Linked DNA regions of Mus musculus: regions 1 and 3 are each linked to region 2. Evidence: chromatin loops called from intact Hi-C (ENCODE). Cell type or tissue: left cerebral cortex. All regions are shown on one strand. Links, peaks and the distances in the headings refer to the core of each region. The heading gives the core; the rest is flanking DNA.

Evidence for each region. Peaks named below come from ENCODE experiments on the same cell type or tissue, not always from the same donor. Only the 100,000 strongest peaks of a DNase experiment are listed, where the experiment ranks them.
Region 1: it touches region 2 in a loop (7-fold over the local background); 9 of 42 quality-filtered maps call a loop at or near these places.
Region 3: a loop joins it to region 2, with 3 times the contacts of the local background. A loop is called at or near these places in 2 of 42 quality-filtered maps.

Annotation. Positions count from the first base shown.
Region 1 is chr12:26,529,914-26,538,033 of GRCm38, forward strand. No RefSeq gene overlaps it. Among named protein-coding and RNA genes, the nearest start is that of Cmpk2, 65 kb to the left of the region's middle. In left cerebral cortex, for the core only: a CTCF peak has its summit at 3,237 (motif pointing right); DNase peaks (open chromatin) are centred at 2,367, 3,244 and 4,597; H3K4me3 peaks cover 229 bases.
Region 2 is chr12:27,595,255-27,603,374 of GRCm38, forward strand. It overlaps Gm4166 (a long non-coding RNA gene), which reads left to right and starts at 2,945. Exons shown (of 4, transcript XR_381387.2): 1 at 2,945-3,060; 2 at 6,752-6,799. In left cerebral cortex, for the core only: a CTCF peak has its summit at 4,099 (motif pointing right); DNase peaks (open chromatin) are centred at 2,329, 2,661 and 4,099.
Region 3 is chr12:27,928,386-27,936,505 of GRCm38, forward strand. No RefSeq gene overlaps it. Among named protein-coding and RNA genes, the nearest start is that of Gm45941, 14 kb to the right of the region's middle. In left cerebral cortex, for the core only: no CTCF peak of the experiment used is centred there; a DNase peak (open chromatin) is centred at 4,145.

The DNA.
Region 1 (8,120 bases), core at 1,113-6,112, 1.1 Mb before region 2:
CTCTCTTTATGGTGACAAGCCTCAACTTCTTTCCATGACCCATTCAGTCCTGGGGTTTCCACTGCTATTGAGGCTGCAGCTTCACCAATGGCCTATCCTGGCCACTTACAGTGCTAATCCTCATCTGCTCTCCATGCCCATTCCATGCCTTGAAACCAGTACCCCGTAGGTGACTCTTACACTACTAAGTTCACTTGCCTGTGTGAGGTACAACCTTGGCTGCTTCTGGAACACAGCTTTTGTGTGCTGACTCTATGGAGACACTTCCCAGAAGTGTCCAGATCAGTGATGCGGGTCTCTTGTTCATTTCTAAACTCCAGTTGACCGGCATCAATCGTCTGAGCAAAGCAAAGGTTTTACATGAGTGCCTCTGACTGATTGTTAATCAGAGCTGACTCTTCAGCCCCAGCTAACCAAAAACCACAGATTCTCAACTCAAAATACCAAATGGCCCCGATAGAGTTTTTCAGTGACTCACAGAACTTCCCTCTGGAACTTCAGAAACTAAGGCACTGTAAGACTCTGGTGAGCCTTAACTTACCAGAGACGCCCTGAGTGAACAATGTGGAGTCAGGGATCGATGCAAAAGCAAGAGGAATTTTATTGTTCCAGCATGCTGGAGTTGCCCTACACACAAACGAGATTGAACAACCCTGTGCAGCATGTTTGACAAATTTTTGTATAGTTTTCAGAGCAGCAGCCATTAGACACAATGTGATTGGCAGAACAGTGACTTTTAAACTGATTGATCTTTAGGAAATGAGGTGGCAAGGACTTCCCTTGTCTGTAGGTGGCCAATGGTCACGGAATGTGTCTAAGTGCTCTGAGCCTCCCCCACACTCAGGTGGCTGGTGGTCGGTTCCCCCCAAGTCCCCACATGGTATGATAAATGTAATTAAGCCTCTTTTCCAGAGAGGAGGGGTGCCTAAGTGCTCCATGACCTTTCTCTTCCAGGAGGGGAGGGGTCTGGTGGGATTTTCCAAAGGCCCTGAGCTGACCTCTTCACACTGTTTTCAATTCTTATCTCCCAAGCTCCCACAGAAGAGTTCACCAAACTTTTTAACCTAGAGTTCCAAACTCCATCCATGATCCTCCCACAAAACAACAGAATTAGGTATGTCGCAGCAATATGCCACATCTAGTACCAACTTATGTTGTAGTTTGAGTTGCTGTTACTATGATGAAACAAAGCAAGCTAGGAAGAAACCGGTTTATTTGGCTTATGATTCCGTATCCATAGTCCACGTCTACAGGAAGTCTAGGACAGGAACTCAAATAGGCAAGAACCTGCAGGCAGGAGCTAATGCAGAGGCTACAGCAGGGACACTGCTTACTGACTTGCTCCTTATGGATGGCTCAGACTCCGTTCTTATAGAGCCCAGGACCAGCATGCCACGTGCTGCCCCACCCACAATGGGCTGGGTCCTCTCCCATCAATCAGCAACTAAGAAAATGTCCTACAGCTGAATTTTATGGAAGTGCTTTCTCAATTGAGTTTCTCTTTTTTAGATGATTCTAGTTTGTGTCAAGCTGACCTAAAACTAGCCAGGACAAGGGCCTGATCCCTTCAGAAGTCCACAGTTTCTCTCAGAACTTCTTCAGCATCAAAATGGCACAAGGTGGCACATCACAGCCAGTGTGATGCTCTCAATCTCAGAATATAAAGCCCCAAAAACCTAGAGGACAAGACATGGGCAGGCTGCTCCTTTCCATTTGTTCGAGTTTGCTATTCTGTGGCTGTGACAAGCTCCATGACCAAAGGTCGTGGACCAAAGTCCACGATTGAGGAAGCCAAGCTGGAAACTCAAGGCAGGAACTGAGAGGCAGGGGAAGCACTGTTTGCTGGCCCACTCTCCCTCTGCCTAGCTTCCTTTTCTCTGTACCACAGGACCACCTTCCCAGGGTCCGTGTCATTCATAGTGATCTGGGCCCTTCTACATCAATCAATAAAATGCCCCCACAGACTTGCCTTATAGACCATCTGATGGAGTCAGTTCCTCAACTGAGAGCCTTGCAGGGCGTGTGACGGCAGTAAGCAAAGTCAGTCATTGCAGTGGGTGGGGACGAGAAAGACGATGACTTGATGACTTTAATGATCTGGATCTAATGTACTTTAGGTCATATTTCACATTCTTTCACAGAGTTGATGATTTTCAGCTCCTCCCCTCACGATGATTTTATATTAAGTTATTTAAAGTCTGCACCAAACGATGTTTTCTACAAGATGCCGTAGGGCAGTATTTAAAGGCTTCAAGTAACAGACTGGTTAAAATAAGCATTAACCATCCTTTTTGTTTATGTATGAGAAGTCCACTCTGTACTGCAGATGACTCAGAAAGAGGCAGGCCTTGGCTGGATTCCCTATCTGTAGGACGCTTTCTGCCTCCCAATCCGGGATGCATGTGAGTTTGGAAACCAGTGGATTCACTAGGAGTTTTTAAGCCCATGTAATGTGCTCACCTCACCAACATTCATGAGGCGTGAGGAGAAAAGGCTCCAGGAGGGGGTGAAGGGCTGGATTCTGCTTGAAGACAAAAGGGAATACCCAAGGAGAGAGGGGAGGGAAGGTTTCAAGATCATAGGCAGAGTCAGAACCTAGCCAGGCATAGGGCAAGTCACCGTTGGCTGTCACGTCAGCCTCCTTCTGGGTGACTGAAGACTGCAGATGGGAAATGGAAACCGTCCAGGTTATCAGGTGAGTGAGATCTATGTACAGGCAAGACTTTGACCTCACTGCCTAACTCCAAATATGATGATATTTCAGCCATTTTCCCTCAATACTGAGGGTTACAAGAGCTTGGGCTAATGTAATTTATGTTTCAACTAAACACTGAGACTGTAACTGGACAAACATCACACACACACACACACACACACACACACACACACACGCACACACACATTTGTATATACACATATTTATTTGAACTGATTAGTAAATTAAGTATGATTTAAAAGTATATTTAATTTTATTTTCCTTTGACATCCCCCCTTACCCTCCCCCCCCCCAGAGTAGCTGCTGGGGGTAGACCCCCAACATAACGAAAAACATTCCTCAATGTTCTGTGCACACTGCCTTTTATGGGCATGCTCAGGTTTCCAAGGCAAGGTGGCTTTGAATCAGTTGCAGGCCTCCTTTCATGTAGAAAACTGCTTAAAGATGTGATATTAGGGCCCAGGGAGACTGCAGAGAGAAGGGACAGTCATTTGCCAGTACTGTCCACTGGGTGGCACTGTTGCTCCACAGAGTGTCTCCATGGCGGGTCCCCAAGGACCAGGGCCAGGACCTACACAAAGGTAGGGAAGGTGTGTATGGTGAAGGGTTTATTAATGACTTTGCCTCCTCTGCGCAGCACTTTTGCGCATCTCCCCGGCCTCAGATCGTTCCTGGGCTCTCTCTGGACTGAGTGCCTGATTTGTTGTGGCCCAAACTGCTTTAGACAACAGCCAAGAAGGGCAGAGACTTCACGTGTGCACAGGCTGCAGTCCCGACGTCACTTAGAAGATTAAAAATAAATTGAAGCACATGTCACTTCAAAGGGGGCACAAAAAGGACATCGGCATGATTGGGCGCAGTAATGAGAAAGAGCTGTAGGTCCTTAGTTTGAACTGTACAGAAAAAAGGATTTTGAGGCTTATTCCCCACCCCTGTACTCCTTACATGAGAGTTAATATATTTTGATATTTAAGGCGCATTCGACACCATATGTGTGTGTGTGTGTGTGTGTGTGTGTGTGTGTGTATCTCCAATCTCTCTGTTTGGATTTGGACTCTGCCCTCGATCAGGGAGCCACATCAAGGAGCCAGGGAGACAAGAGTGTTCATCGGGGAAAGCCTGGGCCACACTGATGTACAAGCACAGAGCCCCTTGTCTGCAGAACCAACCCTACCGGTCCAGAAGGCTTTGTTGCCTACCTATCTATAATATCCATCCGGCTTGGTCTTTTGTCTCTAGGACCAGTCCCTGCAGCCTGGCCCCTCTCAGCCTGAGGTCCACGTTCACACATCAGGCATGTCTTGACTAATGGCGGCTGAGGCCCAATGACTCTCGTTTTTCATGAGTTGTCAGGAGTCTGAACACAGGGAGAGGGGGAGGGAGGGAGGGAAAAGAGGGAGGAGAAGGGGGAGGCGAGAGAAAAGGAAGGGGAGGTAGGAACGGGGAGACATAAAAAAGAGAGGAGGGAGGAGAGGAGGGGAGGGGAGGGAGGAGGGGAGGAGAGAGAGAGAAAAACAGGAGGGAGAGGAAGGAAGGAGAGGAGAAAGGGTTAGAGGTGAGATGAAACCTGAGTGGGGGTGGGGAGAGTGATAGAGGAGAGAGAGGAGGGGGAGGAGAGAGTGAGAAGGAGAGAAGAGAGAACACAGAGAGGGAGGTGGTGAGGAGAGAGAGACTGAGAGAGAGAGGTACTCAGAGGGAGAGGAGCATGGGCAGATGTCCTCATGAAAAATTTACAAGGAATAATCAGAGGTCCGTTCATTCCCTTTGGCGGGGAGGCCCCTAGGCTGTTTGCCCGGGCCACTGGGAGAAGGTGGGAAGAGCCCCCTCATTCTGCAGCAATCTGGCTCCGGTAGGGAAATGCCCCCATGCTTGGTGCACTTGGCCAATCCTCCCGAGACTGGCTTGTAAATGCAGTTCAGGCAAAATTGATGAAGTGTCAGTCATCTGAGGCTGGCAGTTTAGAGAGGTCACAGCTGCAAGGGGCTGCAGGGTCTCACAGAGATGGGACTGAGAAGAGTTAAAGGGAGAGCACACCCAGCAAGCAGGAAGCATTTATCTTCTCCTGACGGGCATTCTTCAAACATTTCTGTGCAGCTCTGACCTCCACCAGCTCTGGCCAGCCAGTGTGAGACTTCTGACTCCAGTTGTGCACTCTTACATTTTCCCTCGAAGGAGTCCAGACCCATCTCCTCACAGCCCCGGGACCCTCTGCTTAGGAAGGAAAGGGGGGACACTGCTGCTCCTAATTGAAACAAGCAGGCAGATCCTGATCAGTAATGGGGATTTCCCACTTTAATTGGCTCAGTGAGTCATGTCTCCTCATTCCCACACTTCCTGAGGCAGGATGGTTTCTCTAGGTGAGCAGCATCAAGTCTGCAGGGGATGGGCCGGGAGAGCTACATAGTAGATGGACATACATCTGGACTTAGTAGCTGTTCTCTGGAAGTCACAAGAACAGATGCAAATTTGGGCTTATCTTAGGATATCTTCTGGGTGGGATCTGAGGCCACTGGACAGATGGCTAAATTGGCTCTATCTATATGCCTTTTTAATTTGTGTGGCTTTAAAATCAGAATCACAAGTAATTTGGTTGTGTGGGACACCAAACAACTAGAGCTTTGCTGGTTGTTTGTCCCGTGTTTGGATCCTGGCTTCCCTAAGCCTCCATGAGGACTCCTAGCCCTGTTGCCATCTGCTCATGAGAAAATGGGATGAGAAGGGCTAGGGACTCTCTGAGGTGAAGGGTGGGGGTGGGGAACAGCTGGCCTCCTAACCCTGTCCTTCACACCCCTCCCCCTCCTCTTTTAATGGCAGTGAAAGTAGAACAGGGTTTGCTTGCCTGTCATGTCCAAAGACCTGACTTCTGTCCCGGTGTGGGAAAAGAAGGATCTAAACAAGCAGGCATGGGAGCAGGAGGCCTAATTTACTCAGCCGTGCACACTTATCCCTATGTCCTTTGCCATTATGAGCAAGGCTGTCGCTGTGTTCTTTCTAAAAGAAAAGGAGATGAAGGCTTGGAAGACAGATTTGTAGCCCATCCTTCTGTCTCAGGGGGCGGAGCCTTCTGCCTCGGGAGGTGGAGACTTCTGTCTCAGGGGGCAGAGCCTTCTGTCTCAGGGGGCGGAGCCTTCTGTCTCAGGAAGCGAAGCCTTTTTCTGGAGTTGGGGTGGAAACAGTTCACTGCAGAAATGTCTGATTTTTAGAGCAAAAAACCCAAAATTGAATGAATGAAATTGTCGCCAGGTTGAAACTGCTATAGGTTGTCAGTAGGAAAAAGGTGTGTCTATCTCCAGGAAAAGGGGTGGGGTGAGGAAAGCCAGGGTCTTTTAACCACAATTTCATGAAGTGTGTAACCACACAAGGATCATTCTAGAAAGGTATGCTTTCTCTGGAGTAGGAAGTCTTAAGACTCCTCAGAGCTGTCAGTGAGAGGTGCACTAACACATAGTACCAACAAGTCACACATATACACACACCACTCATTCAAGAACATGCTCATATGCCATTCCACACATCACAACATACATCACACACAGATCTGCCTACCACCACATATCCACCCTTTCCTATATGGAGGTACACAACCTGCCAAATGTATACCAGTTCCCCACAACATACATGTACGTCATGCCTTATAGCACATCCACACTCACCCACAACACGTGCATTCAGAATGCCAACAAGACACATACATATACACCATATCTCCCACAAAAAAGCATGCACAAAGCATATCTATACTATTAACAATCCACTCATGTCATTTTCATAAATTATCTTTTATAAGTTAAAGACATGTTTTGAGATTGTACTGGCTAGTTTTGTGTCAACTTGACACAGCTGGGGTTATCACAGAGAAAGGAGCTTCAGTTGAGGAAATGCCTCCATGAGATCCAACTGTAAGGCATTTTCTCAATTAGTGATCAAGGGGGAAAGGCCCCTTGTGGGTGGGACCATCTCTGGGCTGATAGTCTTGGGTTCTATAAGAGAGCAGGCTGAGCAAGCCAGGGAAATCAAGCCAGTAAAGAACATCCCTCCATGGCCTCTGCATCAGCTCCTGCTCCCTGACCTGCTTGAGTTCCAGTCCTAACTTCCTTTGGTGATGAACAGCAATGTGGAAATGTAAGCTGAATAAACCCTTTCCTCCCCAACTTGCTTCTTGGTCATGATGTTTGTGCAGGAATAGAAACCCTGACTAAGACAGAGATGTTAGTGCTTAATTCCCAAGGGAGGTTGAGAGTGAGCAGATTCTCTGGCCATGAAAGAGGGAGAACATTAGACATAAACTGTGGGATATATGGAGATCTAAGTGGATAATACTTTAAATGGAGGAGAAGGGGCTTCACTGTAAAGACTGGATAGGAGCTTCATTAAGGGTAAATATGTGTGCGTGTATTTGTGTGTGTGTGAGAGACACACACACAGAGGGAGGGAGGGAGGGAGGGAGGGAGGGTGGGAGGAGAGAGACACACACACACACAGAGGGAGGGAGGGAGGGGGAGAAGGAGAGAGAGAGAGAGAGAGAGAGAGAGAGAGAGAGAGAGAGAGCTGCCATGAGATGAGAAGGATGGTGGTAGGAAGGCCAGATGAGTCTCCTTTCAGAGCAGCTGCCTTCATCTCTGGCATCTCTGGACCGAATCCCCAAGCCAGCTCCCTGAGCAGTCTGGAACAGTCCCCAGAACAAAGGAAAGGTCTGGCTTTTATAGCCTTTCAGGGGTGACAGGAAATTTTACATCACATGATTTAGTTTCACATACTGCACATGGCAGGGAGCATGGAGGAATCAGGTACCACAAATTGAGAGCTGCCTGTCAAGTCACAACACAAACTGCTTCCCAACTCTCTCTGTCTCAGAGAGACCGGTGGAGAGGCATAGCCTGGTTCAAGCCTATGTTCTAAGAGTTATGTCTGCTAGCTCACATTTGTTAAAGGATGGCTTTAATGGCTCTGAACTTAGATGCTTTTGCCTCTTGTCAGATATGTGACAGAGTGTGAATTTTAATTTGTTTCTCACTTCTGGGAAGAACCCTAGTACAGGGGCTGATACACAGCTGGGCAGATGCACTGCTTTTCCATACTGTCCTTCAGTACCTCAGGAGCTATGGTGACTTGGAATGACAAGAGTGAAGAGGCTCTGAAGTCCTCATGTCACCCCTACAACCATAACATCACTATGGGAAGAAAGGAGACTCTCAGGGTAAGCAGAGAGCCCTGGTGCCATGTTCCCATGTTCCCTTTAGTGCCACATGAATCTGTATGTGTGTGGTGATACAGGGATCTCTATGTGTGTGGTGACATAGAACCAGGCTAGGTCCTTGCCATTCTCCTCAACCAGCAGTATGAAAAGTTCCAAGCCTGGTGGCACTGACATGGACAGGAAGTTCTATACTCTCCCTGCTGGTAC
Region 2 (8,120 bases), core at 1,787-6,786:
TTTGTTCAGTTTGTTTTGTTTATTATTTTGATGTTTATCATTTTATTTTAATGATCTCGTAGAAGCCTGTTTAGTTTCTAATGAGAGGCAGAGAGGGAGTTGATCTGGATGAGAGGGGAAGTGGGGAGGAATCGGGAGGAGTAGAGGAGGGGAAACTGTAATCCGGATATATTATGAAAGAAAAAAATCCAATTTCAATAAAAAGGGATGCAGAAAAAGGCGAGTGCAGTTGTGTTCCATTTCCATGGAGCTTGGCATTGGGTGGGGGTTCTCTCTGACAATTCCATACAGATGCCTTTGGGTCTGTGTGCAGAAGTGCTCTTTGTGTAAATATCTCAGGGCAGAGCACACACCTGCAGAATGAGGGACAAGAGGAAAAGGCTGCTTCTGTGGGGATCAAAGTGGCCTGGCTAACTAGCAAAAGGGGTGGAGGGCAGCTCATCAACATTCCATTCAGCTCCAGGGTGATCAACCCCATGGCAGCAGATCAAAAGGGGTGAACTTGGCACATGTCGATGGGCCCACTGTGTCCCATGGACAGACAGAGAGCTGAGATGGCTCCATGTGCGCTCTGTGGGTTGGTCTTCCCTGGGCCCCCTGATGTCTGGAAACATAGTGATCACCTAAGGCCACCATTCTAACACACACCAGCATCCCCATGGCTATTACTGCAGTGTGGTCAGATTGCAGGGTTGAGCCTGTAAGCCACAGATTTGCCAAGTCCCACTCATCTGACTCTGAGCAGACATTGATTAGAAACTGGCATGAACATGCTTGGTCTGATGCTCATTCACAGGGCCTGTTGTTGGGGAATGTGGTACCCGAGGAAGCTTGGTCTGATGTTCATTCCTATTTTATCAGTTGCAGATAAAAGGTAGCAGGACAGTCTCTGGCTGCTCCTGAATGGTTTGTTTGGGAGCCAGAAGGCCTTGGTTCTCAGGAATTTCCCTTACTTCCTCAAGCTTCCTTTCGACTTTTCTGCCTCTCCCTTGTTACCCCCAGCCCTCTCTTTCCTGAATCATCTTTCTTCTCCCACCTCTGAACTTCCCCTTCCTGGTTGTCCCAGACCGTTGCTTTCAGGGCTCACTAGTCCCTTTATTCTTCCAAGTACACCCACATCTAGCACTCTGGGAGACAGAGAATATTGTCAGCAAAGTTCTTATGGGTATTTTTTTTTTCAGAAATGCAAATTCTTCTGAGAGTGGTGTCTCTGATTGTTGGGATCCTCATAGTATGACTGATGCGCCATGAGCCTGTCACTCACTAGACATCACCAGTGTGTCCCTGGCACCTGATTATCACTGAGCCATTTCCACTGTATCATATGTACAAGTTAGTCAGACAGGGAGGGGAGAGGGAGAGAATGAGAGGTGAGAGAGAGAGTGAGAGAGAACGAGAGGGAGAGAGAGAGAGTCTAAGAAAGTGTGGAGGCCTTCAACCGTACATTTTCAGTTCAGTCCTAACCTGAGGGTTTCTGTGACCATCAGGAGAACATGTAGGTACTGTAGGGATAGATGCAAATTCTCTTTGCAGCGCTGCTTTGGAATGTCATGTGCTTCTTCATGAGAGGCAACGTCAAGTATTATGCAGCCTGGTATCCCATTACTATGCTTAGTCTTATTTTGACTTTGGCAAGGTTTTATTTAGTTTATCTTGATTTGAAAGTCAAAAAGGACTTTCAACCACTTTATACATAGTAATCCTCCCCAGGCTGGCTTTTCATTTAGGATAGTGTCAGAAAAAAAGATGTGTTTTCCTAAGGAATACATGACAGGTAAGGACCTGTAGCTCAGTGTAGCTACCAAGGAAGGATGTGCATTAAAAGTCTGTTTTAGAAGATGGCTTTGTAATCCTTTGGAGATGTGGAGGCATCCTAAAGGCTGGCACAAACATGAGATAATTCAGGGTCCCCACAGGAACATGTTAAAAAAAAAAACCAGAAGAGCGTGCCCCAGGGCTCTAGTCACACTGGGCAGAGCCATAGTCTCCTCACTGCCTGCCTATCCAAAGCCTTTACATTCACCCCCTGATCACTGCCTGCCTAAAGCCTTGGCATTCACCTGCCTGTCCACAGCTTCTGCACTCACTTCATGTTGTCTGCAGCAGGTACACGGATCTCTTTCTAGATGTCTCTCATCTTCAGAAGGAGTAGAAATCTGGAGAGACAGGCTTATTAAAAGAACCTCATTGACAAAATGACTAGCAAACCTTTCCTGCCACATGCAGCAGACAGCTCGTGCCAAAGCTTGTGCCATGCAGACAGAGGAGAAAACAGGAGCAGGAGCTATGTAAAGAAAAGCCTGCTGGCCCAGAGCCTTTCCGTGGGTGCCTTTCTCCTGCTCAGCCATCTACCCCTGTTCTCAGTTTCCTAATAAATGGTCTCTAGTTTTACTGTTTTAGGGGGTGTTCCTGGTGAAATTCTTTGTCTTGGGGGAACAAAAAGAACCTGGGAGTCTCAGTGTGTGCCTCCAGGATGCTTGTCTAAGGGATGTAAGAAAATTGGGGGTTTACAGAAGTCTTTCGGTATGGGGCTCATTTCTTCCTGCCTGCTATTTCAGAGAGCCTGCATCACTCTACATACAAATGGGGAATTTTCACGTTTGACGATGATGAACATATTCTAAAAGCAAACGGGCTGCCTCTCCTGAACAGTCGGTACTCTGGGTTCAACGCTTTACTTTTCCTCTCGGAGTAAAATCAAACTTGTCCAGAGCTTCACCGAGACAGCATCATCTACAAGCACATTTCATGCTAAATGGCAGATGGGGCCCTTGCCCTTTCCCAAATCCTAGCCCGGGGCTCCCTTAGAGTGAGGCAGATTGTTGCTTTAGAGGAGAAACATTCCTCCTGGAGGCTTCTGGCTCTCCCTTTTAATCCTGTCTCAAATGGCACCAATTGCAAGGACTGCCCCCTTTGCCTAAGAGCAAGCAAGCTCTTTCTTGTCACAGTGAAGCCGGCTGTGACTCTGTCCCAGGCAGGTGCTGTGGGTTGTGTGGAAACTACATTCAGACACTTCTGATTTCAAAGCAAACTCTGGATTCTGAGCAGAGCCTTGAGCTGGTAAGTTTCACTACCTGATTAACAAATGGAGAGGGGAATGCCTGCCACATTGCCAGGCTTAAAAAGGTGCTTCTAATCCCAGGTAGTGAGGAGGCTGAGACAGGAGGATCTTGTGTTCAAAGTGTTTCTGGACTACAAATGGAATTCAAGGCCAGAACTGATGGTTTAGTGGGACTCCATAGTAAAAGGTAAGGACCGAGGACTACTCCTAAGTACACATCTTGGTGGCAGAGCAACTGCCTAAAGGTCCCGAAGCCTGCTGTAGGTTCATCCTTGAGACCTTAGAAAAAAACATAAAGGGAGAGAGTCCCTTGTGATGTGCACTGACTTTTTCACAATGGCTATCACTGGAAACAAAGATCCTATAGCATTTTAAAGTACAAGATTCTCAAAGAAAGTTGTGAGTTCTTTTGCATGGGCTAGACAGATCTGACAGAGACCCACTGGTTATGCAGTTGAGTGAGCTCTGCAGGCTCTCTCTGTCCCGGTTCAGTGTGGTCCCCAGGGATACTGTGTTCTGTGCAAACTTCAGTTCCCACCTGTATAATAGTGCGGACGAGGTAAGGTACGGTCTAAATATCCTGGCCGTGTGTGAGTAAAATCAGTGCTACAGAGTGTATTAAATGTGCACCCTAGCAGAGCATATGCATGGAGGACTGCATTCTCCAAGTCCCTGTCTGTGAGTATCATAGTCTCTGACTTGGGGACCCCACGAAATACTCTGAGGAAGTCAGGACAACTCTCTGCCTTCCCTCTAAGGGTTCATCAGAGGTCCATATACTCAGCCAGGTTTTCATACTGACAGATCTCCGAACTCCAGTGAGAAGTCTGTATTTCATGCTGGGAACCCAAGACTTCACATCAAGATAGATGCCACGCGCTGCCATTCAACCCGCAGCTTCAAATTTTAAGTATAACAGTGGAGCCTCCTTAAAGACATCTCCTCAGCGCGTGGCGTGTGTGGTGAATGAGTGAGCAAAACCATCCTCCCCTGTCTTGTCATCTTCGCTGGACCATCCAGCTGCTTCCTCCATCCACCAGGGGGTGCTCACCCCCACTAAAAGCCAGGGTTTCTTCCAATCACTGGACAGACAGGGACCACAGCCAGGACCTTCAAAGCATCTTTCTGAAACGTTAATTGTTTGGTTGCACCAAGAGAAAAGAATTTATAAAAAGTTTTGATCTGTTTTGATTCAAATGTGGGTGCTTTTAAACATATATTTTTTTTTTTACCATAGTAACAATAGTACAGGCAAACCAAGCATTCTAGTACATCTGTGTAAGGATCGATTCACTTACAAAAAGTTTAGAAAACAGAGAAAACTCTAGTCAAAAATAAATTGTCAATATTGCAGTTATTTTCCTCTTGAATTCCCTTTCCCCAGAATAGCCTATCAAAATCACCCGTTGGCAGCCAGAAAGCGAAGCCTCCGGCTTGCTGAGTCTTGCTTATATTTCATCACAGTAAAGGACAAAATTTATTTATCAATTTATTTATCGTTTTCTTTTGAATTATCACACACTAACTGTACCCCTATGTGATAGAGTGTCTTATTTCAGTATCTGATTACAGTGACAGATTCTCCTCGGGGAACACCTTAAACAGCCAAACAAACTTCCAATGACAATTAGGGAAAAAGAAAAGAAAGAACAGCGTGCTTGTGGTTTTCAAATGCTGCTTTTTCTCCTAAAGATTTCAAATTTGCTCTTCTCTCTCCAACCGAGTTATTTACACAGTACGTTATTAACTTAAGTGAACTTGAAGGCAGACAAACTTTGTTTGATCAGGACATAACACAAAAGTCCCATTTGAAAACTTGCTTATGTGGACATTTATTTTTGAATTTCAATCTTGAACTTACAAGAAGCCAATGCATCCATTTTAAAACCATGTATGTAAACACTATGAATTTTTAAAATAGCTTTCTTTTCTTACTTTCTAATGTTGGTTCAAATAATGTGGTTTGGTATGCCTTCCTGAGACACTCTTTCCTTGTTTCAGATCTAGGCCTGTTTTGGAGAGAGAGAGAGAGAGAGAGAGAGAGAGAGAGAGAGAGAGAGAGAGAGAGAGAGAGAGAGAGAGAGAGAGAGAGAGAGATCAATTATTTTAGGTCAATTTTACTCAAGCTAGTTTTTTAAAAATTTTAATTAGGTATTTTCTTCATTTACATTTCCAATGCTATCCCAAAAGTCCCCCATACCCTCCCTCCCACTCCCCTACCCACCCACTCCCACTTCTTGGCCCTGGCATTCCCCTGTACTGAGGCACATAAAGTTTGCAAGACCAATGGGCCTCTCTTTCCACTGATGGCCGACTAGGCCATCTTCTGATACATATGCAGCTAGAGACACGAGCTCCGGGAGGTACTGGTTAGTTCATATTGTTGTTCCACCCATTCAAGCTAGTTTTCTGAAAGGAAGAAATTGCCCTAAAACATTTGGATACTCATTCCGTACAGCAGGATCCCATTTCTTGTTGCGTTTTTTATACAAACAAGTGCACTCTATCCCTGTTATAAACTCTTTCTCCCTTCAATTGTTTGAGAGGTATTTGGTCAGACTAACTAGAAAAACTAGTGTGCACTCTCTCTGCTCCACAAAGCTTTCTCTCATTCTAAGCGTTGAGTTGATTAGTTTCTTTCTGGGATCCGTGTCACATCCATCACTCTGTCTCCACTCAGATGTGAACTTGATTGTTCTTTCCTTAGTAACCCATGTCAGAATAATAAAACAAAGCCCAGCTTCCATCTTGCAGTCTCCTCTGCACATCCCACCTTTCTGCTCACGCACTCTTCTTCATCACCATCTGAGCCCATTCCAGGAGCATGTGTTCTTCAACTTCCACCCAAATGGCCCTGTCAAGGTGATCTTCACACTGGAGTCCTACACTGAGTTTTCAGTCCCCATGTAACTCTACCCTACTAGGAGATTCATAGTCAATAAGGCTTCATTTTGTAACAACTTGATCCAGGTTTCAGGACACAAGTGGTTCTCACTGTTCCTGTCTGTCTTCCACACTAGATCTAAGAGGAGCCTGTGCTCCTTTTCCAGTCTTCTCAAGGTGGTTACATGGAACCTGAGGCTGTAAATTTCTCAGTGTAGGATTACCTTTCTACCCACTCCTACCCCTTAGCACCCTTCTCATCTTGTCCACTTCCACTCATAGAATTGTTCATGAGTGCAGCTTCTGAGGCTTCTTGGCTCATCTCTTTTCTTTCCTCACCATTTCTAACCTCTCACAGAGTCCCAGCAGTGACATGTTTTCTTCCCATTTGGCCCCATGTCTAAACGTTGCTCTTTTAGTCGTAGATCATCAGAAACTTATCTCCAGCAGAGTTACAGAGGAGTCCAATGCAGATGGGAGCAAGATATTGTCTACAGACTCCTGTCTAAATTAGAACAGCAGAAAAGAAATACACATTCCTACATACGTGCAAGAAAGGCACACAGCACACTCTACTGTATTTACCTTTAAAAAACAATATTTGGTGTATGGAACCATGTTCTTTCCCTGTGGTGTTTCTGGACCAGACCCCATGATTCTACCTGGATCATCATCTCTGGGTAGACCAGGATACACTCATGTACATAGACATCTGACACAATACTGCTATGTGACATAAGATCTCCCTCCTCAAATTTCCTTCCTGATTAAATCAATGGCCATTGTTTTTGATTAATATTTTTACAGATTGCAGCAGTGCTCGTGAGAGTGACGTTGAAGAATATAAGTCTGCAGGTAATTTGATCCCCAACATGTACTTTGGGGAAATTTTGTGTGACCAAAACCCCCTCTCCTAGTCACCTACCATTTTGGAATAATGAGCCTTTCCCAGTGATACAGACCACCCTTCACTTGTAGTGCTTAGATTTAATCAGATTAGCACTTATAAGAAATTAGCCTCACAACAATGATTTTTGACTTCTTATTCAAGATAGTTAAGGTAGATAAAAAATAAATAATTATACTAATTAATGTTTGTTTAAACACTTAATAAGCATAGAATACATGACTAAAGATGGGCCTTGAATCTTCACAGACTCTTATTTCAGAGTCCAAGTAACCATTCTTGTGGACTTTTGGGGCTTTGTGATAGATGACAACTCAGAAGAAAATCCCAAGTGTGGAATCTATGTCAAATTGTTACCCTTTGTCCATGAAATCAAAGGAGTGAAGATCCACACATGGGGTGGCCAGCTCCCCTGGAGGCCTTAAAAGTTCTACTCGCCTAAATGGTTTTGTTTTCCTTGGTTACATTTTATTTTTATTATGTATATATCTGTGTCTGCATGTGTGCATGTGTGTATGTAAAGCTGTCTGCAGAGGGCAGAAAGCCATTATATCCTCTGGAATTACAGGCAGTTGTGAGCTTCCTGACAGGAATACTAGGAACTGAACTCTGGTTCTTTTAAAGAACAGGGAGTAATTATAACTACTTAGCTCTCTCTCCAGCCCCATCATTCCAGTGTTTGAAAAAGAACTGATGTCTATGATTATATCATCCTTGTTGTCTTAGTTACGGATTTACTGCTGTGAACAGACACTATGACCAATGCAAGTCTTATTTAAAAACCCCACACATTTAATTTTTATGAGTCAGCCATGCTTACATTTCAGAGTACTAATATGAAAGTATTGAAGGCTTAGTCCCAAATGCAGTGTCTGGAGGTACATATTTGGGAAATGATTTGACCATAGAATCCCTCACCTAGCTAGTGGGTTAAAATGTGAATGAACTAATAATATGTAGCCATTATTGAGAAGCTGATAGAACTAGAAGTGGGAGGAGTTGGAGGAAGTAGGTCACTATGGGGTGTCCTTGAAGAGTATATGGCGACCCCACCCCTTCCCCACCTTGTCTACAATGAGATGAGTAGTTTTGCTTTGCCACACTGTGATGAAGAACAGAGAGAACCAGGCGATTTCAGACCCAAAGCAGGCTCTCTGAAACTTCATGCCTGAGCAAACCATTCTTCCTTCTTTAAGTTGCTTCTTTCAGGTGGTTTGTCATAGTGTGGACTGAGGATTGGGGTTGTTCAACTTACATGAGGGTAAAGAA
Region 3 (8,120 bases), core at 1,113-6,112, 330 kb after region 2:
ATGTGTATTTTCCCCACCCCCATACAGGCAGAACGGTAACACAACATGAGGTCTGTCTCAAAACACAAGGAGTGTTCTGTTTCCTCCCTGTGCGCAAACGTTGGGGGCCTGGCGCTTCCCTCGACATTCATTAGCAAGCCGTGCAGCCACACACATCCACACCTGTAATCCAGCTGCTGTGGAGAATACAGTTGCCTCCACAGTAGTTCACAAGTTGCTACCACACTGTGAGCATGTAATTCATTATACTGTGATTTTTTTTAAAAGCAAGATAATAATAGAAAATCTTTCAGCAGCTGTCAAGGCGGCAGGAAAAACATACCATTGTTAGAAGGCATTGACTGTGCTCAGCCCTCATGTGCTGGAGCCCAGCCAGCCATGCATGCAATCCACGCCTCTGCAGAGCACCGCTATTCCATCTCCACATGGAATTATGTGCTGAGGAAGTCAATAGTGCACACTATAAAGATGATAGTAATACTGGCTGGCAGTAGCTGCCTAACCCAAAGGACATTTGTGCACTCATGGCAAAGGGTGAGTCAGCTCAAGGCGCTGGCACACACATCCATGAAGTCGGCTCAAAAATCCATCTTGTTTGAAAACTAGGAGCAGTGGCCAACAGGAGGCCCAGACTGGCCAATTCAGTCAGATATAGTGGAATGCAAATGAGCTCCTAGGAGTCAGGGTGTGGAGGCAAAATGATCAAGTCTAAAACCAGCCACAGCTATACAATGAAGTTAAAAGTTCATGAGACTTTGTCAACCATCCCACCCCAAAAATAAGACAAGCCAGTGTGGAGATAGGGACAGACCAGCTGACCACACAGCTTAAGCCAGGCTTCAGCTTCCCGTAGACTCTCTTCTACCCAACATGGAAAGTATTATAGGTCGTGGCAGAATTACTTTTTTCTTTTTATAGTTTGATAAGGAAATTTTGGATAAGGCAGTTGTTAGTACTTTGTTTATATAAAAATGTGTTTTTGTGTACATATCTGTCTGTGCATAATCATGGGTGTGTCTATGGGAGCCAGAAAAGTCAATCTCCTGGAGCTGGAGTTACAGACAGCTGTAAGCTATTTGACATGCGTCCTGAGGTTGGGACTTCTGAAAAAGCAGCAAGTACTCTCAATCATTGAACCATCTCCAGGCCTCCCCCTTGAAAATATTGATTGATTGATTGATTGATTGATTGCACACTTGTTCTTTCACTTAAATTAATTTCTTGTCCCCTGACCTCTTTACATGTGCTTTGGTATGCATGCATGCTACCCCCATGTGGGAGTAAAGGACAGGAGAGGTCACAGGACAACAAGTTAATGTAATTGAAAGAACTAGTGTGAAGTGGTAGCTATGGTTATCCTAAACACGAACTGTGCATTCAGATTTCTGGATGGCATACAGAACTGTTGGATTTTAAACTTCTGAATCTCACACTTGAAATGAATTAAGGGGCAAAGTTATTTGCAATTACCACTGCTAAACCAATATGGAACATGCAGGTCCAACCCAAGTTTTGCTTAGAGAGCTTTGAATTAAGCAAAATAAGTAAACAAAAACATTCCAATAACCTGCAAGCCAGTAACATGTCTAAAAGAAAGATGCAGAAAGGGCAGCTCAGGATAATTTCCAGCGGGTTTGGAGGTCATTATTCAGTAAGACTGTGCTGAAGTTAGAAGTAAAGCTTTATGATAAGGACTCAACAAATCTTAGACTGTGGATGTCACTCAACAGGAAAAGTGATTGCTTCGCAAGCACCAGGACCTGAGTTCAGATCCCCAGAAGTCATGAAAAAAAAACTCAAGCATGGCAGTGAGCACGTACATGGGCTAGCACTAAGCAAACAATCGAATAATGAAGATTCTAAACATCTTCAGAAATGAACTTGGAAGAGCTTTGAGCAACAGCTGAGTGGAAGCCAAGGCCCCACCCTGGCTGTGGCAGCCTGTTTTGGATCTCCCATGTAATTCCCTCCATCTCTGCTTCTCTTCCTGAACAGGACAGTGGAGAAAAGCAAGCTTCTGGCTGTTGGTATGCAGATGTTCCTAAGTCTCCTTCCTGCTTGCCATTCTTTTCCTCACTTCTCACTATCACATACCACATTCCCTGACTGCCCCCCACACCCACCACATACCAATTCCACTTACTTCACTGTCCCCTGTTGGCAAAAGTGCCTTCATGACTCCTGTCCTAGCAACTTCTGCCCTAGTTAGGGCTTCCTTTGCTGTAAAGAGACATCATGACCAAGGCAACTCTTACCAAGGAGAACGTTTTATTTGGTGCCAGCTTACAATTTCAAAGGTTCAGTCCATTATCACCATGCCAGGAAGCATGACAGCATCCAAGCAGGCATGGAGCTGGAGGAACTGAGAGTTCTACATCTTGTTGCAAAGGCAAACAGAACACTGGCCCCCATGTAGCTAGAAGGAGTGTCTCAAAGCCCACCCCCACAGAGACACACTTCCTCTAAAAAGGCCACACCTCCTAATAGTGCCACTCCTTGGGCCAAGCATATTCAAACCACCACACCTCAGTTCACACTAAGGTTCTGAACAAACTGTGAGCCCTACCCCACCCCCACCTTCAGCCTCCAGCTTAGCAGTGAGCTCTGATGTATATCCTGGACTCATGATTTTTCCATATGTCACGTCCATTCAGGAAAAAAATCACTTCAAGCATCAAGACTTGAAGATCAGGCTACTGCTGAATATATGGAAAGGAAATGACTTTTTGCCTCAGAGCCTCTTAAGCCCTGGGGATATGAATGGGTGGACCTGGTGATCTGGAGAACCCATTACACCATGGATGTCACAGGTAACAATGAGCTGTTGAGTAAGTTTCTCCCCAGTTCAACACTAGTTAGTACAAGTTTCCCTGATGGCTTGGGCTTCTTTTTTTTTTTTAATTTATTTCATTGAGTGTGTGTGTGTGTGTGTGTGTACATGCATGAGCATCAACCTTTGCATGTGCCCATCAGGGGACTTGGTTCTTTACTTCCATCACATTCTTAGCATCATACCCAGGCCATCAATCTTGTGCTAAGCCACCTACCTCATCAGCCCACAGGGCTTGTGTTTAGCACCTAAGACTAGGAATCTTCCAGAGGTTGTGTGAAGCACACAGAGCTCTCTCTATATTTGGTTCAGGTATCTACAAGCTCTGTGGTTCCTATGTAGACACCTCACACTTGAATGTCTACTCTGTGCTCTATAGTATAGCAGCATAGAGATCCTGGCATGAAGGCATACTTGTAATCTCAAGAAGACTTACTGTGAGTAGAAAGTATTCCTTCCAGTTCAAGACCTTGGGCAAGAGTATAAGACCTTGTCTCAAACCCACCCAAAATGAAAACTAACTAACTAAATAAATAAATAAAACAAGATGAAAGTGTCCTACCCTTAACAGAGTGACCACATGTGTTCTTATTTGAAAGCACATGCTTGATTAAATACTCGTCTCATTTTTCTCTCTGGACAATTTCATCTACATATGGTATCCAAGATCAAGAGATTAACAATGTGGTCTGTGACTCTAAAACGTTTTGGAAAACACATTTTATTGAACAGTATACTGGGTATGAGACAGGATCAGGCTGAAATTCCTGCTGAGAGCCTGGTTCTGTCAGTACCTGGTGTCTCTAGCTGTGTAGAAGAAAGGAGCAAAGCATTTGCATTAAACATCAACCTTGAAAACATCTACTCTGTATTTCCATTTCACCTCCTAAGCAATGTGTGTGGTTTATTTAAAATTCTAACCTGTCTTCACTTCAGCCTTCACCCTGCACTGCCGGTCTATCTCAAATAGTCTGTGAAAAGCTAGGTAGGAATTGTGTGTGTGTGTGTGTGTGTGTGTGTGTGTGTGTGTGTGTGTGTGTGTTTCATGGGGGGAGTTTTGAATGAAGGCAGGACCTGTGTGTGTGTGTGTGTGTGTGTTTCATGGGGGGAGTTTTGAATGAAGGCAGGACCATTGGGAATCAGGGCAGCTCTCTGATTTTAGTTTGAGGTCTGTTCTTTCAGACAGCAGGATGCTTACAAGGCAAACCACAAGAGCTCTAAATATCAGCTGTCATTACTGAAGGAGGGGGCTGAGCTGAGAATCTCAAATTACTGAAATGGAACCAGAAAGGCAGATGTTCCCTTGTCACCACCCACTGCAGTGAGCCTGAGCCCTTTTCTATGACAGGGTGGGGGGTGGCGGAGGCTGTCTGACACTGGGAGGAGACTTGGCCCTACCAGTCACACATGAGCCTCTCCTTTCCCCCTAGACAGGTGATTGGGCAGGCTAGGATGAGTACAGAAAGTCCCAAGGATTCACTGGTTGTAGCCAGTCTGAACAGAGCTTAGGTATAGGTCCTATCCTCACAGAGCTCCGTCCAGCACCTCTGCCTCCTGCCTTGGCATTCAGATCACGTCTCTTTGCTGCTAGTACTAATTTAAAAATTATAACATTCATGGCTATTTCTACTTTCCTCCAATGGAACTGCAAGCTTCCTCTCCACCCCCCCCCGCACCCCCCATCCTCACCATCCCTCTCCCTTTTCTCGTGTATATTTGGAGATTGACCTCAGGTTGAACCCTGAGCTCCGAGACTGCTTTTCTCAAAGGATTAGAAACACAGACAGGCTCGGTTTTATGAAAGCTGTGAATCCTGTGACAGAGAAAGGTGTCTTCAAGACAGGATGAAGACACAGGAGATGGGCTGAGCTACCAATTAGTGGGATCCAAAGAGTTAACCTTCCAGTTACACATCTGGGAAATGCTGGAAGCTCCAAGCAAGGTCACTAAAAAGGGAACAACCCAACTGCCTTTTTGAGGCAAGAAAATAGGACCACGGGAATGTGTGCTTGGTACAATCCCTAAGGGTCTGCTGGAGATGTCAGGCCACCGTTTCATTCCTGTAACTCAGAAAGCTCTGGATCACTGTAATAGGAGGGGAAAGAAAGATGCTTTTGCCATCATATGGTCACAGTTCCATCCTTGTCAGTTAACCCTGGATTTCCTAAGACATTTGTTTCCTGTGGGCAGGAGGAAGCTCCAGCTCTGTAGGTCACAGTCAGGGCTGCCATGTCACTACCAATCTACAAAATGCAATTCACACCAGCTCAAAACCACTACATCCTCCTAAGCCTAACTGGCAATGAGTACAGAGTCCCAAGAGAAGAGGGAAAAGAGCCAAGCTGATAGTGTGCTCAGAAAGCAGAGAGAACAGCACAGCCTGGTGATATCAGGATGGTAGAGCCACAAACCAACCAGAAATGCAGTTCTGGAAGGTTACATTCTATAGTTGGGAAGACAGAAAAGGGCCAGGAGTTTACTTGATGTACATACATGGTCCCATGCTGAGATGGTACGGTAGTAAAGAGCAATGTGTGCTCATTCAAGGACAAAGATGTTGGCTCAGGACCCAGCAGTCTTCCAGGAGAGCTGCTGACATTTCCGGTGAAAGGCTTTCCAAAAGGAGGCAGAGAGTGGCTGTCATTGGAACAGGGGGTTCTCAGTTTATGTATTGGGCACTGGGGTAGGAAAAGATGGAATCCAACAGAGAAAAGACAGACAACGAGGAAGGGACTTTTGCAGGCCACACATAGAAGCAGAGCTGAAGGTCTAGTCTCAGTTCTCAGAGCCTTGTGATTCTGCCCTTCCCCACTGAAGAGTCCACCTTGGCAGGTGCATGATTTCTCTAATAGAAGAAATCTCTATTTCTCTAATAGGAGGAATAGCAGAACTGAGAGCGGGAGGAAGGAGCAGGAAAAGTGGGGAGGAAGGAAAGGGAAGAGGAGTGGAAGAGAAGAGGGAAGGAAAAGGAGAGGGGTGGGGGAGTGGAGGAGGAGGAACAGAATAGAACGGGGAAGGAGAAGAGGACAAAACATTCTCTGGTAGGGAGTCCTCCTACCTGGGAGCACTCTCATACACAGGGAACAGAGCACTCCACACAAAGAGCTGGGGACTTCCCTCTTAACGTGTTCTCTGCAGACATTTTAATTTACCTTTTCACTGAATACTTGGTTAGGATCTGGGATGTCCAGCTCTGTGACTTTGGTCATGCCGTTCTTCCCTAAGCCTCCATCTATCTCCCTGCCTTGGAAAGTGGGGACTACACTGCCTTTGCTCACAAAGGTTGATATGCAGAGTAAATGACACTTAGGTTCTAGTTGAACAACTTGTCAACATAAAGCATTTTCATGGCAATAATTACCTATTATTAAAATTAATTGAGAAATTGATTGACCAAACAGTACACCAATCTACTTCTATGGTTTTACTTTTAACAAAAACTCACAAGTAAAATGTCGACAAATCAAGTTTTATTTCTGATCACTGTTAGCATATATCCACGTGGACTTGGGCAGGAAAGTGATTGGGTGCAGACGTTTCACCAGATCTTTGCAGATACTTTTATTTTGAAGTCAGACATCTATTCTAACACATTTTAGTGATGCTACCAACACTGTGCCAGATCCTTTCCCTGGTGGTTTTTCTCAAACTGAGGTGCAAGCTAAAAAGCCAAGACTGAAGATGGAATACTCTAGAGGCAGACAGAGAGCTTGGACAAAAGGCTCACAGAGCTGTGACAAAGGTGAGCACAGAGAAGAGGTCTTGATCTGAGAGCCACAGCTCTCCTGCAGCCTGAAAGTGATGACTCTTCCCACGTAACTGAGAGGCTAATAGATCTGCATAGATTTGGAGAGAGATATGAATTTCCAACTACTCCTTATAATGCATTCATTGTAGTACAAATAGATTTTTCTGTAGTAATTTTTCCTTATTATTAATATTTGATGTGTTTGAGGCTCAAGGGGAATTTAATACATTTTTTTTAAAATTGGCACAAAAACTCTGAAAGCTTTCAAGACTGTTGGGGACCTTTCCCTTGGAATCAGATCTGTTGTCACCATGCTCCATGTTTAACGGTGCTAAAGTCGCATCACTTCAAGCAGAAGCTGCTCATAACCACATGAGTGAGTGCACCCAGGCATTCAATACACAGGGGAATATTGCCATATAGTCACTGAGGCATGAGACCTTTTCTTTTCCTTGGTGGCTCTTTTTAGACTGATGGTGTTTTGTATATGCAGTTGAATTCTTTTTCAGTAGGAAAAGTTTAAAATATTAATCACTCTGTGTTTTCTCATTCATACTTTTATTGTGCCATGCTATATTCCAAGGACAACAGAGCATTTGGCTTGAATACAGGAGCGCCAAGATTCTACACTCAGTGTTCAGTTTCCTACCAAACACATAGGGACGCTAACACGATTGCTTGACTTCATTGTTAACATCATGTCTTGATTGATTCATATCAGAATATTAATGTGCCTTGGTCTTTGTCATGAAGAAAAACAGGACACAGAAGGACTGAGGGTTCCCAGTCTTGACTCTGCTTTCTTCAGCCCATCATTTGTAAGTGGCTGGCTATCTGGAAGAGTCAGAGTAACGATGCAAATGTAACAGTGCTGCTGGATCATTTTTCCCCTCAGGAGTGTGGGGTAGAACCTTGTTTTGCCTTTGGGAGCACCCTGTTGTCTCAGCACCTAGCTGTTCTGAGCTATCAGCAGACCCTAATCTCTCCACAGATGTTGTGGTGGTTTGAATGTGCTTTGCCCAGGGAATGGCATTATTAGGAGGTATAGCCTCATTGGAGTAGGTGTGGTCTTGTTGAAGGAAGTATGTCATTGTGGGTGTGGACTTTAAGACCTTCCTAGTAGATGCCTGGAAGCCAATCTTCTCCTGTTTGCCTTTGGAACAAGATGTAGAACTGTCAGCTCCTCCAGCACCATGCCTGCATGGATACTGCCGTACTTCATGCCATGATAATGGACTGACCCTCTGAACCTGTAAGCAAGTACCAATTAAATGTTGTCCTTACTAGAGCTGTCTTGGTCATGGTATCTCTTCACAGCAGTAAAACCCTAACTAAGACAGATGCCATGACAAAGATGGGTTCTTCTGAACCCCAAGCTCATGATAACATCCCAAAGCAGCCCCAGAGCATGGTGAGGTGCAAAGGGAACCTCATACACTTCAGTGTGCCTCTTCTTGTCACATTCCTGCACGATCAAGTGTTTGCTTACACAAACCTAAAGGTAGAATGGTTAAGAATTTCCAGATAGCACAAAATGTTCAT